Linked DNA regions of Homo sapiens: region 2 is linked to region 1. A link is an interaction called in ENCODE POLR2A ChIA-PET data of the cell type or tissue named here. Cell type or tissue: A673. All regions are shown on one strand. Each heading gives the region's core, and the rest is flanking DNA. Links, peaks and the distances in the headings are about the cores only.

The links. Peaks named below come from ENCODE experiments on the same cell type or tissue, not always from the same donor. Only the 100,000 strongest peaks of a DNase experiment are listed, where the experiment ranks them.
Region 2: POLR2A ChIA-PET joins it to region 1 with 10 read pairs; 2 of 35 experiments call an interaction of 5 or more read pairs at or near these places.

What each region holds. Positions count from the first base shown.
Region 1 is chr14:35,252,747-35,261,492 of GRCh38, forward strand. The region is part of intron 5 of PRORP (protein only RNase P catalytic subunit); the gene reads left to right. All of the region lies in intron 5 of PRORP-PSMA6 (PRORP-PSMA6 readthrough), which reads left to right. Among named protein-coding and RNA genes, the nearest start is that of PSMA6, 35 kb to the right of the region's middle. In A673, for the core only: no CTCF peak of the experiment used is centred there; no DNase peak of the experiment used is centred there.
Region 2 is chr14:35,498,592-35,507,337 of GRCh38, forward strand. No RefSeq gene overlaps it. Among named protein-coding and RNA genes, the nearest start is that of INSM2, 31 kb to the right of the region's middle. In A673, for the core only: no CTCF peak of the experiment used is centred there; a DNase peak (open chromatin) is centred at 5,260.

The DNA.
Region 1 (8,746 bases), core at 252-8,251:
AGAAAACAGAAAATATCAGGATGAATGACTTCACATCTCTACCTACATACCACATACACACACCTACACACAAACCACACAATCAGACTTTCCTATGTTTAGACCTACCCTTATCCTTCCATCTCAGTGGCAAGAGGTGTTCTCTCCACCTGTTCTGTAGATTCTATCCCCGGCTTTCTCAGGAACCTTGTTTTCCTTTCTGTGCCCATATCTTCAGCCTCTACCTTGCTACTTGCTTTTTCTGATCAGAATATGAATATTCTCAAGTCTCTTCCATCCTTAAAAAAATTGAGAAACTTTCTGCTGGTCAGGTGCAGTGGCTCATGCCTGTAATCCCAGTACTTTGGGAGGCCAAGGCAGGCAGATTGCTTGAGGTCAGGAGTTCCAGACCAGCCTGGGCAGCATGGTGAAACCCCACCTCTACAAATAATACAAAAATTAGCCAGGTATGCTGGTGTGCACCTATAGTCCCAGCTACTCAGGAGGTGGAGGCGAATCACTTGAGCCCAGGAGGTCGAGGCTGCAGTGAGCTGTGATTCGTGCCACTGCAGTCCTCCAGCCTGGGTGACAGAATGAGACTGTTTCAAAAAAAAAAAAAGAGAGAGAGAGAGAAAGAAAGAAAGAAAGAAAAGAAAGAAAGAAAAAGAAAGAAAGAAGGAAAGAAAGAAAAAAAGAAAAGAAAAAAGAAACACACACACACACACTTTTCTCCCTTCGCAGTGAAGCTTCTGGGAGATGGGATTTTGAAGAGGCCACAACACTCAGTATCTGAAATGAAGAGCAGAATCGATTGTTTGCTCAGACAAAATAGAGCTATACTTATAGGACAGAGTCTCTCTGGGCAAAGCAAACTGCATCCTTATATAGGATTTAGGGAACCAACTGAAATCTCAGTCCTGCCCCCTCTGGCATCATCAAAATGACTCCCCTTGGTTGTAGGCCACACTTTGGTTCTTATCTGACATGGTGTCCCCGTAGCACTGGTACATAGCTGCTCCCTCCTTCTTGAAATGCTCCTTATAGTCTCTTTCTGAGAGACCACTGTCTCCTGGGTTTTCATCTTTTTGGTCATGCTTCAGTCTCTGTTATAAGCTTTTCTTAGTACCCCATCCTTCAAATAATGGTATTCCTCAAGTGTCTTCCTCCACTATCTTCCCTCCAGAGTTTTTACCTGTCCTGTTACGGCTCATCTACTCTCTGATGGCACCTGCCATTGCATGTTCCCTGAATGACTCCCAAATCTTTATCTGCAGCCCAGATCCCTCTCCTAAGTGGTAGAGAGCCACATAACTGGCCGCCTACTAGATCTCTCCCACCTTGAGATATCAAAAGCTCCTCCTCTCATAGACTCTATCTTGGTACCATCATCTATCCAGCTGTCCAATCTGTCTTGCTTTATCCCTCTCCTTGTTTCCCACATCCAGTCAGTGACTAAGTCTGCTCAATTCTGCTTTACTAACTCACAAAGAGCTCTGTTCTTTTCATTTTTACTGCCAGTTTTCTCATTATCTCTTGCCTGAATTACTGCAGAAGCCTCCTAATTGATCTCCCTTTTGTGGCCCAGCCTTCATGCAGTCCACAATTTTGATCTCTCTAAAATGGAAGTCATGTCAGTCTCCTGTTTTGGTTTGTTTGCTTGTTTGTTTGTTTGTTTGTTTGTTTTGAGATGGAGTTTCGCTCTTGTTGCCCAGGCTGGAGTGCAATGACGCAATCTCAGCTCACCACAACCTCTGCCTCCCGAGTTCAAGCGATTCTCCTGCCTCAGCCTCCTGAGTAGCTGGGATTACAGGCATGCGCCACCACTCGCAGCTAATTTTGTATTTTTAGTAGAGATGAGGTTTCTCCATGTTGATCAGGCAGGTCTTGAACTCCTGACCTCAGGTGCTCCACCCGCTTTGGCCTCCCAAAGTGCTGGGATTACAGGCATGAGCCACCGCGCCCAGCCCACTCTCCTGTTTTAAATCCTTTGATTTTCCCCCATTGCTTTCAGGCAGGAAAAGACTTTATACAACTTATAAAGACCCCTGGGATCTAACCCTTGCATTCATTTCCAGTCTTATTTCTGGCACGTCCCATGTCATCCTCCCACACCTCTGCTTGAGTCACATTTGACACCTTGCAGTTCCTCAAATTCAGTGTGCTAATAAAGAGCCTCCACCTTCAACTTGCTGCTCCTGTTCTTGGAAATTCCCATTCCTTGCCGGGCTAGTTCATCTGAAAACTCAGCTCTGCTGTCACTTCCTCTGTGGTGACTTCCCTGACCACCCTCCTCACCCACAGTCTGATTGAAGTGCCCATCCTTTGTGTTCCATCTTAGTGCATACATTATATTATATTAATTTGACTGCAAAGACCTTGAGGTTAGAGATAACTGTGTTTGGTTGTTTTTTTGTTTTTTTGAGATGGAGTCTCACTTTGTCTCCCAGGCTGGAGTGCAGTGGCGTGATCTCGGCTCACTGCAACCTCTGTCTCCTGGGTTCGAGCAATTCTCCTGCCTCAGCCTCCCAAGTAGCTGGGACTACAAGCATGTGCCACCACGCCTGGCTAATTTTTTTGTATTTTTAGTAGAGACGGGGTTTCACCATGTTGGTCAGGCTGGTCTCGAACTCCTGACCTCAAATGATCCACCCGCCTTGGCCTCCCAAAGTGCTGGGATTACAGGCATGAGCCACCACACCCGGCTGGAATAACTGTTTTTTTATATCTGTATTCCAAGTACCACATGCCTAGTGACTTACAGAGGAGGTTCTTCTTAATCTTTGATAAATGAACTGGCCTTTTCAATTCATCAGGACCATTATATTTTATTTTATCAAGAGATAGGGTTTTGCTGTGTTGCCCAGGCTACACTTGAACTGCTGGGCTCAAGCAATCCTCCTACCTCAGCATCCCAGGTAGCTGGGACTACATGCATGTACCACCAAACACAGCCTCTAGATTCAACTACCAGTTTGCAAGAAGCATAGAAGACTGGAGACTATGTTACATGATACCATAGGGATGCAATCGGTAAAATCTAAATGGAGGAAATTCTCTATGAACAATCATATGCCTTAGACTATAAGGGAGAAAAGATAAATAGATAAAGAGCTTATACAGAGTCTTAAGAGAGATACCAGGCAATTTCAATGTATGGGAATTTTTTAGATCCTTATTCAAAAAACAATTGTGACTCAGAAATATGAGTCATTTATGTTACATTTATGTTACATAAATTTTATATTAAATATATTTTACAACAAGAAAAGATTTTATCAGGCTGGGCGCAGTGGTTCACGCCTGTAATCCCAGCACTTTGGGAGGCCAAGGAGGGCGGATCACGAGGTCAGGAGTTTGAGACCAGCCTGGCCAACATGGTGAAACCCCATCTCTACTAAAAATACAAAAATTAGTTGGGCGTGGTGGCAGGCACCTGTAATCCCAGATGCTCGGGAGGCTGAGGCAGGAGAATCGCTTAAGCCCAGGAGGCGGAGGCTGCAGTGAGCTGAGATTGCACCACCGTACTCCAGCCTGGGTGACAGAGCGAGACTCTGTCTCAAAATCTCAAAAAAAAAAAAAGAAAAAAGAAATTGTGCGTATCTTTTTTTTTTTTTTTTTTTTTTTAAGACAGAGTCTTGCTCTGTCGCCCAGGCTGGAGTTCAGTGGTGCAATCTCAGCTCACTGCAGCCTCCGCCTCCTGGGCTTAAGCGATTCTCCTGCCTCAGCCTCCTGAGCATCTGCGATTACAGGCGCCTGCCACCACGCCCAACTAATTTTTGTATTTTTAGTAGAGATGGGGCTTCACCATGTTGGTCAGTCTGGTCTCGAACTCCTGACCTCGTGATCCGCCCACCTTGGCCTCCCAAAGTGCTGGGACTACAGGCGTGAGCCACTGCGCCTGGCCCTGTGCTTATCTTTTAAAGCATTCTTATATTTAGAAATGCATTCCAACATATTTACAGGTGAAATGATATGTCTGGGATTTGTTTCAAAATAATCCGAGAGAAGGAAGTGAATTGGTATATAGATGAAATTGGATTGGCCGTGAGCTGATAATTATTGCAGCTGAGCGATGGGTACATGGCAGTTCATTATGCTATTCTGCCTGCTTTTGTTTATATTTAAAATTTTTATGATAAAATCCTTTTTTTTTTTTTTCTTTTTTGAGACCGAGTCTCGCTCTGTTGCCCAGGCTAGAGTATAGTGGCACCATCTCAGCTCACTGCAACCTCCTCCTCCTAGGTTCAAGCGATTCTCCTGCCTCGGCCTCCCAAGTAGCTGGGACTACAGGCGCTTGCCACCATACCCAGCTAAGTTTTTTGTATTTTTAGTAGGGACTGGGTTCTACCATGTTAACCAGGCTGGTCTCAAACTCCTGACCTCAAGTGATTTGCCCGCCTCAGCCTCCCAAAGTGCTGGCATTACAGGCATGAGCCACTGTGTCTGGCCTGATAAAATCTTTTATTGTTGTAAAATATATTAACATAAAATTTACCATTTTAACCATTTTTCAGTATACAGTTCAGTGGCATTAAGTACTTCATGTTGTCGTGCAACTGTTGCCACCATTCATCTCCAGACTTTTCTCATCTTCCCAAACTGAAACTCTGTATCCGTTAAACAATAGCTCCTCATTCTCCTCTCCCTGCTGCCCTGACAACCACCATTCTATGCTGTCTTTATGAATTTGACTACTTTAGGTAACTTATGTAAGTGCAATCATTCAGTATTTGTCCTTTAGTGTCTGGCTTTTTTCACTTAGTTTTCAAGTTCATCCATGTTGTAGCATGTATTAGAATTTCATTCCTGTTTAAGGCTGAATAATAATCTATTATATGTATATACCACATTTTATCGATCTATTCATCTTCCAGAAATTGACATTTGGGTTGCTTCCAAAACAGTTTTTAAGTTCTTTCCTGGAGGTATCCCATAATGAATGTTCTTATAAATGAGGTATATTGATGATAGTTATCTTGCTGAGGAACAGACGAAGAATTTCTAATTTCTGAAGACATCAGATCCCAAAGGCTTTAGAGTTTCTGAACAGCTACAATCCATAAAACCTCAGGAAGTGCCATAGACTGCAGAGGAGGAGGTAAAAAGGTATAAGCACAGGGAAAGGAAGTTAACATTTGCTGTTTAGGATTACTGAGAAAAACTCTTGCTCTCATTGGCCTCTCTTACCTCCCAGGCAGCTTTTCTATTTCCGGAGCATCCCTACACAGTTATTTCTAACCCATGTAGCCCTGCCAACTATATTTTTACCCTAAGCTCAGGAACTACTTTTCATCAGTTTTATGCCAAAAGTTGATGTGTCACATATGAGTAAAAAAAAAAAAAATCTCTTATCTCCTCCTACTGGAGATAAGCCAAATTAGGGCAGAAGCCAAACCAGAAAAATTCAAACCAAATATTAATCTGAAATATGTTTGTTTGTTCATTTGTTTGAGACAGGGTCTCACCATGTTGCCCAGGCTGGTCTCGAACTCCTGAGTTCAAGAGATCCTCCCACCTCAGCCTCTCAAAGCACTGGGATTACAGGCATGAGCCACCGCACCTGGCAAAATATGTTTTTATTCTTCTGATTTTTAGAGAATTATCCTTAATCATCTTGAGAAAAAACAGTAGACAGAAAATTAAAATTTAACCCCGATGGTAATCAGAATAAAGAAAATGCAGTGGCAAAAGGAGACGTATTTCAAGGAAAAATAATTTTGTGAAAAGGAAAGGTGAAATAGTAGGAAATATTGGAAACAGAAACCCCAAATCAGAAGAGAGAAAAAAAAGAATTCTAAGATGATAAGTCTGACTTGAGTAAGCCTCCATCTTCCCATTCCAGAAGTCTGGGCCAAGTGTACTCCTTATCAGTAAGGGAAAGTATCACTAAGGAGGACCCGTGATGTTGTGTGGGATGGGGCAGGCAGGGTGTGGGGGCGGGGCAGAGATACCGTATTTTAGGTTAAGCCTGAGGTATTGGGTACTCAGGAGGTATTAGTTCTGGGATCAGTTTGGAATTTTAGATGTGCTCTAGAATGAACCGCGTATTGTTTATTTTGTTGTGCTATGTAGTCCAGACTCCAGAATGTATCCTTCCGGTATTATCACACAGTTTTGATTACCATAGCTGTATAAGAAGGACTAAAATGAGGTTAACTGATTTTTCTGCTTCATTCTTTCTTTTCAAAATTGTTTTAGCTATTCTACTTCCTTTGCCTTTACTGTCTATAGCCTTCCAATTCATGAACCTGGACGATGGTGTTGAGTTCTTCTATATGCTTGCTGATTTTCTGTCCAGTTATCTCAATTGTTGAGAGAGGAGTGTTGAGGTTTCCAACTGTAGTTGTAGATTTGGCTATTTCTCCTCCTGGTTCTGTCAGCTTTTGCTTTCACATATTTTGCAGCTCTGTTGTTTGGTACACACATTTAAGATTGCTATGTTTTCTTAGATTGACCCTGTTACCATTATATAACGTCTTTTGTGTCTCTGGTAATTTTCTCTGCTCTGAAGTCTATTTTATTTAATATTAATATAGCCACTCCAGCTTTCCTTTCATTGTTTGCATGCTATATAACTTTTTCCATCCCTCTACTTTCCACCAGTCTATTTGATTATATTTGAAGTGAGTTTTTTTTTAGATAGCATATAGTTGGGTCATGTTTTTTAATCCATTCTGCCAGCCTCTGTCTTTTAATTGGTATATGTAGACTTTTTATACCTCATACTGTTATTGATATGTTAGGGCTTATATTTGCCATTTATTTTTTCTTTTCTGTGTTTTGTCTCTGTTTTACTTTTCCTCCCTTCCTATGGACTATTGAACTTTTTTAGAATTCCGTTTTTATTTCTTTATAATGGCTTTTTAAAATCTATAGTGTTTTTTTCTGGGTGCAGTGGTTCACACCTGTAATTCCAGCACTTTGGGAGGCTGAGGTGGGTGGATCATTTGAGGTCAGGAATTCAAAACCAGCCTGGCCAACATGGTGAAAATCGGGCTTTACTAAAAATACAAAAAAAAATTAGCCAGGCATGGTGCCGTGCACCTGTAATCCAAGCTACTCAGGAGGCTGAGGCAGGAAAATTGCTTGAACCCGGGAGGCGGAAGTTGCAGTGAGCCGAGATCAGACTACTGCACTCCAGCCTGGCGGACAGCGAGATTCTGTCTCAAAAAATAAATAAAATAAAATAAAATCTATAGTGTTTTTGAGTGTATCTTTTTGTATAGCATTTTTAGTGATCACTGCAGGTGTTTTGGAGGTTTTTCGGGTTTTTTTTTTTTTTTTTTTTTTGGTGGGAGCTTTTCCAGATAGGGTTTCACTCTGTTGCGCAGGCTGGAGTGCAGTGGCACTATCATAGCTCACTGCAGCATTGATCTACTGGGCCCAAGGGATCCTCCCACTTCAGCCTCCAGAGTAGCTGGGACCACAGGCACACACCACCATCCCCAACTAATGTTTTTTATTTTTAGTAGAGACAAAATCTTGCTTTGTTTCCCAGGCTGGTCTCAAACTCCTGAACTCAAGCTGAGGCAGAAATTAAAGAAAGAAAGAAAAAATAAAATTAAAAAAGAGAAATAAACTTTCCTGTATTAGGCTGACTTGACCCAGAGGCAGCAACAGGCACAGGCCAGACCCAAGAAAAGTCTTGATAATACTATCTAATGTGCCCTGAAGACTCTCCCAGTACTCCCTCAACATAAGGAAGAGAAAAACAAATTTTCCTTTGTCTTATAGTATAAGTTTATAGATTCCTGTTCTCTGTAACTAGTAACTTCAAGTATTCTGTTTTACCTAAACAGTACAGTGAAAGTCATGAGACATCTGAGCAGGCCTAAGCTATAGCCACCTAGGTGCCATAGTGAATGTCACAGAATAAGCCGTGCTAGGCACTAAGGCAAACCTAGATAACAGCCATCTAGATTGCATAGCAACAGTCATGTGTAATCCTGAGTTATGCACCTATCACAGTTTGATTAACTGTCTTTGTTCTGCCTCTGTATTCTTGCTTTCGCACCACCATAAGTTTGTTTCAGGCTAGCCCACCCCCTTTTTGAAGGGTATTTAACAGTCAAGTGCTGTCTTTGTTCTTAGCCCAGTTTTTTAGATGTTAAGTCTGCTAGGTCTGAGTGCACTCAATAAAGATCCTCCTGCTTTACCCCGAAGTCTGTCTAGTCCTCCTGATTTCTGCAACAAAGCGATCCATCCAACTTGACCTCCCAAAGTGCTAGGATTACAGGTATGAACTACCACACCCAGCCAACTCTATTTGTTTTATACATACACAGACTCACACACATACACAGCATCATAATCTACTGATGTTATTTTACCAAGTTTTCTGAGTAAGACTGCCTCTTTCCTGGTCTTTGGCTAGAGAGAACAAGCCTTTGTTGGGTTTTTTTGTCTGCACACATTGGCATTTCTAGGTTGACAGCTTCTTCAGCTCCAATTCTGAGATCTATGTGGCAAAAAGAAAACCCAGGGAACTCACCACCATGTCAGTCCTTGTGTACTGAGGTCCCCAGCCAGTTTGCCATTTTTCCCTCTACCTTTCCAAGTCTTCTTATGTTTATTTTATATATAATGTCCAAGGTTTTTAGTTGCACTTAGTGGGAGACATAGGGAGAAGTACATCTACTCCATTTTCCCTCCTGGTTTTACTTTTGATCTAACATAGAATCTTAAGTTGAATTTTCTGTCTTTTTAAAAAAATTATTCCAAGTAGCCAGGCGCGGTGGCTCACGCCTGTAATCCCAGCACTTTGGGA
Region 2 (8,746 bases), core at 413-8,412, 250 kb after region 1:
AACAACATGCTCCTAAATGACCAGTGGGTCAATGAGAAATGAAGAAGAAAATTTAAAAATGTATTGAAACAAATGGTAATAGAAACACAACATGCCAAAACCTATGGAATACTGGCCAGGCACAGTGGCTCACACCTGTAATCCCACCACTTTGGGAGGCTAAGGTGGGCAGACCACTTTGGGAGGCTAAGGTGGGCAGATCACTTGAGGCCAGGAGTTCAAGACCAGCTTGGCCAACATGGTGAAACCCTGTCTCTATTAAAAATAGCTGGACATGGTGGCACATGCCTATAATCCTAGCTACTTGGGAAGCTGAGGCAGGAGAACTGCTTGAACCTGGAAGGAGGAGGTTGAAGTGAACTGAGATTGCACCACTGCACTCCAGCCCCAGCAACAGAGTGAGTGAGACTCCATCTCAAAAAACAAACAAACAACAACAAAAACAACAAAAAAACAAGACCCGTGGGACACAGCAAAGGCACTAAGAGGGAAATTTGTAGCTATAAGTGCCTAAATTTTAAAAAGTAGAAACACTTCAAATAAACAACCTAACAATGCATCTTAAATAACTAGAAAAGCAGAAGCAAACCATACCCAAAATTAGCAGAAGTAAAGACCAGAATGCCAATAAATGAAATTGAAATGGAGAAAATAATAGAAAAGTCAACAAAGTAAAAAGCTGATTTTTTGAAAAGATAAACAAAATTGACAAACCTTTAGCTAGACTAAGAAAAAAGGAGTAGACTCAAATTAATACCAGAGATGAAAAAGGAGACATTACAGCTGATGCTGCAGAAATTCAAAGGATCATTAGTGGCTACTATGAGCAATCAAACAGGAAAATGTAGAAGAAATGGATAAATTTCTAGACACATAAAACCTACCAAGATTGAACCATGAAGAAATCTAAATCCTTAACAGGCCAATGAGAAATAACGAGCTTGAAACCATAATACGAAGTCTCCCAGGCTGGGCATGGTGGCTCATGCCTGTACTCCTAGCACTTTGGGAGGCCAATGTGGGCGGATCACCTGAGGTCAGGAATTTGAGACCAGCCTGGCCAACATGACAAAAACCCATCTCTACTAAAAATACAAAAATTAGCTGGGCGTGGTGGTGGGCACCTATAATCCCAGCTACTCAGGAGGCTGAGGCAGGAGAATTGCTTGAACCCAGGAGGTGGATGTTACAGTGAGCCAAGATAGTGCCACTATACTTCATCCTGGACAACAGAGTGAGACTCTGTCTCAAAAAAAAAAAAAAAAAAAAGTCTCTCAGTTCCTCCCCTCTTCTTTTCTCCCCTTCCTCTCCTAAAAAAAAAAAAAAAAAGGAAAAAGAAAAAGTCTCCCTGCAAAGAAAACCCCAGGACCCGATGGCTTCACTGCTGAATTTTACCAAACATTTAGAGAAGAACTAATACCAATCCTACTCAAACTATTCTGAAAATAGAGGAGGAGGAAATACTTCCAAATTAATTCTACAAGGTAAGTATTACCTTGATACCCAAACCGGACAAGGGCACAGCAAAAAGGAAAACTACAGGCCAATATCCCTGATGAACACTGGTGCAAAAATCCTTAACAAAATACTAGCAAACTGAATTCAACAATACATTAAAAAGATCATTCATCATAACCATGGGGGATTTATTCCAGGGATGCAAGGATGGTTCAACATAACACAAATCAATCAGTGGGATCCATCATATCAACAGAGTGAAGGACAAAAACCATATGATCATTTCAGTTGATGCTGAAAAAGCATTTGATAAAATTCAGTATCCCTTCATGATAAAAACCCTCAAAAAGCTGGATATAAAAAGAATATACCTCAACATAATAAAAGTCGTATGTGAACAGACCCACAGTTGCCATCATATTGAATGGGGAGAAACTGAAATACTTTCCTCTAAGATCTAGAACACAAGGATGCCTACTTTCATCAACATAGTACTAGAAGTCCTAGTTACAGCAATCAGACAAGAAAAGAAATAAAGGGCCAGGCACAGCCATTACTGGCTCACACCTGTAATACCAGCACTTTGGGAGGCCAAGGTGGGTGGATCACTTGTACCCAGGAGTTTGAGACCAGCCTAGACAACATAGTGAGATCCCCATTTCTACAAAATATTAGCCAGGTGTGATGGCACATACCTGTAGTCCCACCTACTTGGGAGGCTGAGGTGGGAGGATGAATTGAACCTGGGAGGTCAAGGCTGCAGTAAATTATGAACATGCCAAAGCACTCCAGCCTGGGTGGCAGAGTGAGACCCTGCCTCAAATAAAATAAAATAAAATAAATAAAATAAAATAAAATAAAATAAAATAAAAAAATAAGTAAAGGGCATCCAAATTGGAAAGGAAGAAGTCAAATTATCCTTGTTTGCAGATAATATAATCTTACATCTGGAAAGACTTAAAGACACCACCAAAAAAGTATTAGAACTGATAAACAAATTCAGTAAAGCTGCAGGATACAAAATCAACATACAAAAATGAGTAATATTTTTATATGCCAACAGTGAAAAATCTGAAATAGAAATCAACAAAACAATCCCATGTACAATAGCTACAAATAAAATATCTAGAAATTAACCAAAGATGTGAAAGATCCTACAATGAAAACTAAAACATTGATGCAAGAAATTAAAGAGGATATAAAAGATGGAAAGATATTCCATGTTCCTGAATTGCAAGAATCAATATTGTTAAAATGTCCATACTACCCAAAGCAATCTACAGATTCAATGCAATCCCTGTCAAAATACTAGTGACGTTCTTCACAGAGATAGAAAAAACAATCCTAAAATTTATATGGAACCACAAAAGATCCAGAATAGCCAAAGCTATCCCAAGGAAGTAGAACAAAACTGGAGAAATCACATTACCTGACTTTAAACTATACTACAGAGCTATAGTAATATAGTAGTATAGTTTTTAAACCATTAGAGTATACGGCATGGTACTGGCATAAAAGCACAGATCACCGGAACAAATAGGAAACCCAGAAACAAATCCACACACCTACAGTAAACTCATTTTCGACAAAGGTGCCAAGAACATATATTGAAGAAAGGACAGTCTCCTCAATAAATGGTGCTGGGAAAACTGGATATCCACATGGAGAAAAATGAAACTAGACCTCTATTTCTTGTTATATACAAAAATCAAATCAAAATGGATTAAAGACTTAAATCTAAGACCTCAAACTATGAAACTACTGAAATAAAACATTGGGGAAACTCTCCAGGACGTTGGACTGGGCAAAGATTCTTGAGTAATACCCCAAGGACAGGCAACCAAAGCAAAAATGGACAAATGGGATCACATCAAGTTAAAAAGCTTCTTCTGCACAGCAAAGGAAACAATCAACAAAGTGAAGAGAAAACCTACAGAATGGGAGAAAATATTTGCAAACTCTCCCTCTGACAAGGGATAAATAACCAGAATATAAAGGAGCTCAAACAACTTTATAGGGCAAAAAAAAAAAAAAAAAAAAAAAGCCCTAATAATCCAATTTAAAAATAGCCAAAAGATCAGAATAGACATTTCTCAAAAGAAGACACACAAATGGCAAACAGGTATATGAAAAGGTGCACAACATCACTGATCATCAGAGAAATGCAAATCAAAACTACAGTGAGATATCATCTCACTCCAGTTAAAATGGCTTTTATCCAAAAGACAGGCAATAACAAATGCTGGTGAGAATGTGGAGAAAAGGGAACCCTCGTACACTGTTGTTGGGAATATAAGTTAGTATAACCACATGGAGAACAGTTTGGAGGTTCCTCAAAAAACTAAAAACAGAACTACCATATGATCCAGCAATCCCATTGCTAGATATATACCCCAAAGAAAGGAAATCAGTATACTGAAGAGACACCTACACTCCCATGTTTATTGCAACACTATTCACAATAGCCAACATTTGGAAGCAACTTAAGCGTCCTTTAGCAGATGAATGGATAAAGAAATATGGTTCATATACACAAGGGAGTACTATTCAGCCATAAAAAGAATGAGATCCTTTCATTTGCAACAACATGCATGGAACTGATAGACGTTATGCTAAGTGAAATAAACCAAGCACAGAAAGACAAACTTCGCATGTTCTCACTCATTTGTGGGAGGTAGTGAGTAGAATGATGGTTACCAGAGGCTGGGACGGGTAGAAAGGAGTGGGAAGCAAGTTGAGATGGTTAATGCGTACAAAAATATATTTTTGTACATATATTCATATGTACATACTCCAATACCAAATACCAAATACTCCCATAAGAGCTAGTATTTGATAATACAACAGGGTGACTACAGTCAACAATAATTTATTGTACATTTAAAAATAACTAAAATAGTATAATTGGATTGTTTGTAAAACAAAGAAAGCATAAATGTTCAGGGGATGGATACCCCATTTATCCTGATGTGTATGTCTGTATCAAAATATCTCATGAGCCCCCTAAATATTTATACCTACTATATACCCACAAAAATAAAAATAAAAAAATAGAGATGCTCATAACTCTTCTCAGACTTGGGGAATCAGAAACTGAGGGTGAGTAGCAAAAGGAAAAAACTAGCAACTAGATCTCTAGAGTTCAATTATCAAGGATAATATATATTTTTGACATTGAGTAAACCATTATGGATGGCATTATAGTAAAGTGTAAGCATAGATCCATCTTGAATAATGAAATTAAAATTTACTTATAGGAATTCTAATATTTTTATTTTTATGTATTTTTCCTCAATAAAGGCAGACCATGCTATTTAAAGAAATGATAGACTTTGACAACAGGAAGGTACACACCTGATTAGTTTTTCTAATTACGTGCTTATTACATATACATATATGTATCTCTAGTTCTATCCATTTATATACATAATTAGGAACATGTTTTTTCTAAAAATAGAATATTTAATGTAATGTTTAATTTTTCATTATTACACCTTAATAGGAAAAAATGGAATACTAAAATTTATCTTTAAATATATAGTTTCATGGTCAGTAGTATTAAGACAATACTGTTTATTTATTTAGGGCTCATAACCTTAGGATTTTTAACTTTCAGGAAATACCAGCCTAAAGTAAATTATTAATTCAAGGATGCTAGATAAAGACTCTTCATGAAAAAGAAACGCTATACCCTGCTGTGTTGCAGGCTCTCAAACTGTCCCTCAAAACGTTCCTAATACTGCTCACTGCACTAATTTTTTTTTCCTTTGTCGTCTCCCTTTCTATAGTCAGAAGCTATCTAGTCCCTCCCTCTTTAGTCTCCAGGGAAAAGGTGTTAGCTCATTTACTTGTCATTATTGAGCTTCTTTCTTTCCCACAAAAGCCAGTCTATTTATCATTCTTCTTTTTAGGCTTGGACAAAAAAGAGAAAACTTTATACTTTTTTTTAAGCAGAGGCACATTAATATTAAATCCCTTAAGCAGGAATTTCAAGGAGAATGTCTCAGAACAACATTTAAACCAACATCATAAATGCTTCCTCCTTTTAATAAAAGAAACTCTCTGAAATAATGCTGTCCTCAAGAGGGTCATCTGATAGTTTTGGTACTATCTTCTCATTTCTACTATCTTTCTACAATTGTTGTTGTGAAAAGTATTAGAGAAATAGATAGATGCTCTACACAAAATCTTCACAATATGGTCAACTTCCTTTCCCCCTCAAGCCCACCTTTCATGCATGCACACATCTATGCTTTGTTTTTAACTTCTTATATTCAATTTTTATTCTTGTTATTGAATGAAGCTCTGATTGGTTTACTATATGACAAATATTCTTTGCATTTTAAGAATCTCAGGTAGCTCTCTATCTTTTTTCACATTGGTTAGAGAGGCAGGGATCAAAGTACAAAACTGGGACAGTCACTGCTTATGTTTGTGCTTTATCTCATTAAGTGCTGATCACCAGGAAGGCAAACAGCCTGTCACGAAATTTGCCTTGCAAAGAATATAATAAAGAAATCTTATGAAAAGAGGCTGAACAGAAGGTATGTTTAATCTGTTGTAATGTTGGTTAGCCCCAGTTTCAGACCAAGAGTGATGATACTTGGAAAAAAAATTGGGAGTCTGCCTGCGGGCAACATTTACCCCGATGTAGAGATTGCTACAGAAACCTAACTGTGGGAAGTTTTCAACACATAAGTAAGGATTTATTAAAGGAATTAATATCTTTGAAGGCTCAGAAAGCAATCCTATTTTCCTACAAGATGGATGAAAGGCAGAGATTTCAAAACATTTGCTAGAAAACATCAATAGCCAATCCTGCTGATTTAATTTTTTCAATCCCTCAGGCATCAAAAGAAGTTGTGACTTGTCTACATTGCCTCGAAAGCAAAGCAATATTGTAAATTAAAAATGACTGGAGCTTAGCTGGCTGCATTTCATTTTTAATTAGTTGAATTTTCAAATATTTATCAACATTTCTTAAGCTCAGAAGCTAAAGAACTTCCCCTCACATTTTTTTTCTGAAGAAGGTTGGTGATATTCACTTACACGTCAAGGAAAAAGTCGTTAGATTTAGCTGGCTATCACAAATACTAGAAGAAATGGTATTTAGTCATCTCCATTTCTCTTCTTTTTTATTCTTGAGCAAGCAGAGACTTCCTATTCTTTTTAACCAGTTGGGAACTCACAAAACATAAACTCAGAGATTGATGGTAAAAATGAAAACAGATTCTGACAACATGTTACATCCCAATCACAAAAGTGTAACAAAGGCAAAAAATTTAATCCTCATTAGTGTAGTAGTGAGAAACAAAAAACCAAATTTTTTTTTTTTAAAGCAGCTGATTTTGCTTTAGGCATTTCGTCGAGGTGTGTGGTTAATTCATAAGCGGCAGGGGCAAGGTAGCCCCAGATTTTGGAATTGGTTTGCCTCTGAGAATAAAAATTAAAATGAAAAGAATAAAAATGTAATAGATGAGGCTAATCATCTATTCAAAAATATATATTTTATTGACTACTCTTTTATGTCAGGTACTATTTTAAGCACTTGGGATAAAGTGGTGAACCAGAAGTCAAGGTCCCTGACATCATGAAGCTTATATTCATTTATAGAAATATTTAGTCCTAACCAATACTCTGTGAATGGTAGAGTTCTAGGAGCATCTAAACTCTTTTCAAGGTAACAAGTATATTTTCAAGAAAATGTGTCTGTATTAGTATATCTAAATCTTTAACCTTGTCAATTATATTTAATCTTACCTGAAAAATGTGTTAAAAAAGGAGACTAGAAAAAGGAGAGGCCAAGAGCAGGAATTTCTCAGTGTGTCTTCAGCATGGCCCTGGGCAGAGGAAGCAACTTCCACTCCCCTTAGCAGCTTCCAATCCCCTTTGCAAGTCTATTCTCAACAGTGAAGATGGATACATCAGACAAGCTTGATGCCATTAGTAATGGTGATCCAACTAACTCTCACTGCCATGAATCCAAAGTGATCAAGCAATCTTTGGTTACAGTGTGGCTTCCCATATGGATTTTCCCACAGAGAGAGGATGTGTTCTTTACAGCCCCAAGGACCCCAGTCCTTTTAAAGCTATAGTTCTTAAATCAGTCAGCATTAAATTCTTAATTAATTAATTCTTAAATCGGTCAGCATTAAACTTAAATTCTTAATTAATTAATTCTTAAATCAGTCAGCATTAAACTTAAATCAGTCAGCACTCTAGTTTATATTTAAGTATCTCAGGGGCTTGATTATGAATCTGAACATTTTTGACTATTCTGACAAAACTGAATTTCTAGAATGATAAAGTTTTAGCTCAGACCCTCGAACAGTATTTCGCCAAGAAAAGTTAAAATTTATGGCATGAGAATCATCTAGGGAGCTTGTTAAACATACAGATTCCTGAGACTCATATTGTACTTATACTAAATCAGAATCTTTAAAGATGAGGCTCAAGATCTGCATTTTACCAAGGCTTCCAAATGATTCTAATGTACTTTAATAAAGCTGGAAAGTCACTGTCTGAGAAGCAAGGGATCGCATCTAATGAAGCTCTGTTTGGGCATTTGGCCAGTTTCCGACATATCATCTCCATCTTTATACATTGTAACAAAGTGTTTCAGCGAATTCCTGTCAAGGCTTGGTGTCTTTCACAATCCGGCCTCACTTTTCCAGTCTCATTTCTCACCTTTCCTCTCAATCACTTTATGCTTCAACACTCTGAATACACGATTTTCATGGCTCTAGGCCTCTACATTACTTGAGGGTTTTTCTTTTTGGGGGAGAAGAGGGGGTGGACGACAAATAGCATCCCAGTTCCTTGCCTGAGTTCTAAACCAACTGAAGGAGGCAGTTTGAGAACAAAATATCACTATTATTACCAACAATGCCTAGATTGGAGAATGTGGCTTATATATGGAAACTAAAAGCCTTCTTAATTCTGAAGCCCAGAATTAGACATACTTACCCATCCTGTCTCAGGAAGAACAGGATAACTACTGGCCTCATCTCTCATAAGCAACCAATTATTTCTAAGCTTATGTAAGGCCAAGAGCAGACCAGGTCTATCAGACAGAGGAGGGAGGAAGGAAGTGGCTGAGGCTGAGTCAAGCATACCAAGTTCCTGCTCCCTAACTCATTAGTTAAAATAAGCAATTCCTCTACAACTGGGAAGAAATGATGAGTGAAGGGATGGAAAGAGTCCAGGACCATTGCTCTAATGGATGTCCCTTGACAAGAAAGGAAACAACTGGAGTGGAGAGTAATGCACCCCCATGACAGCATGCCCT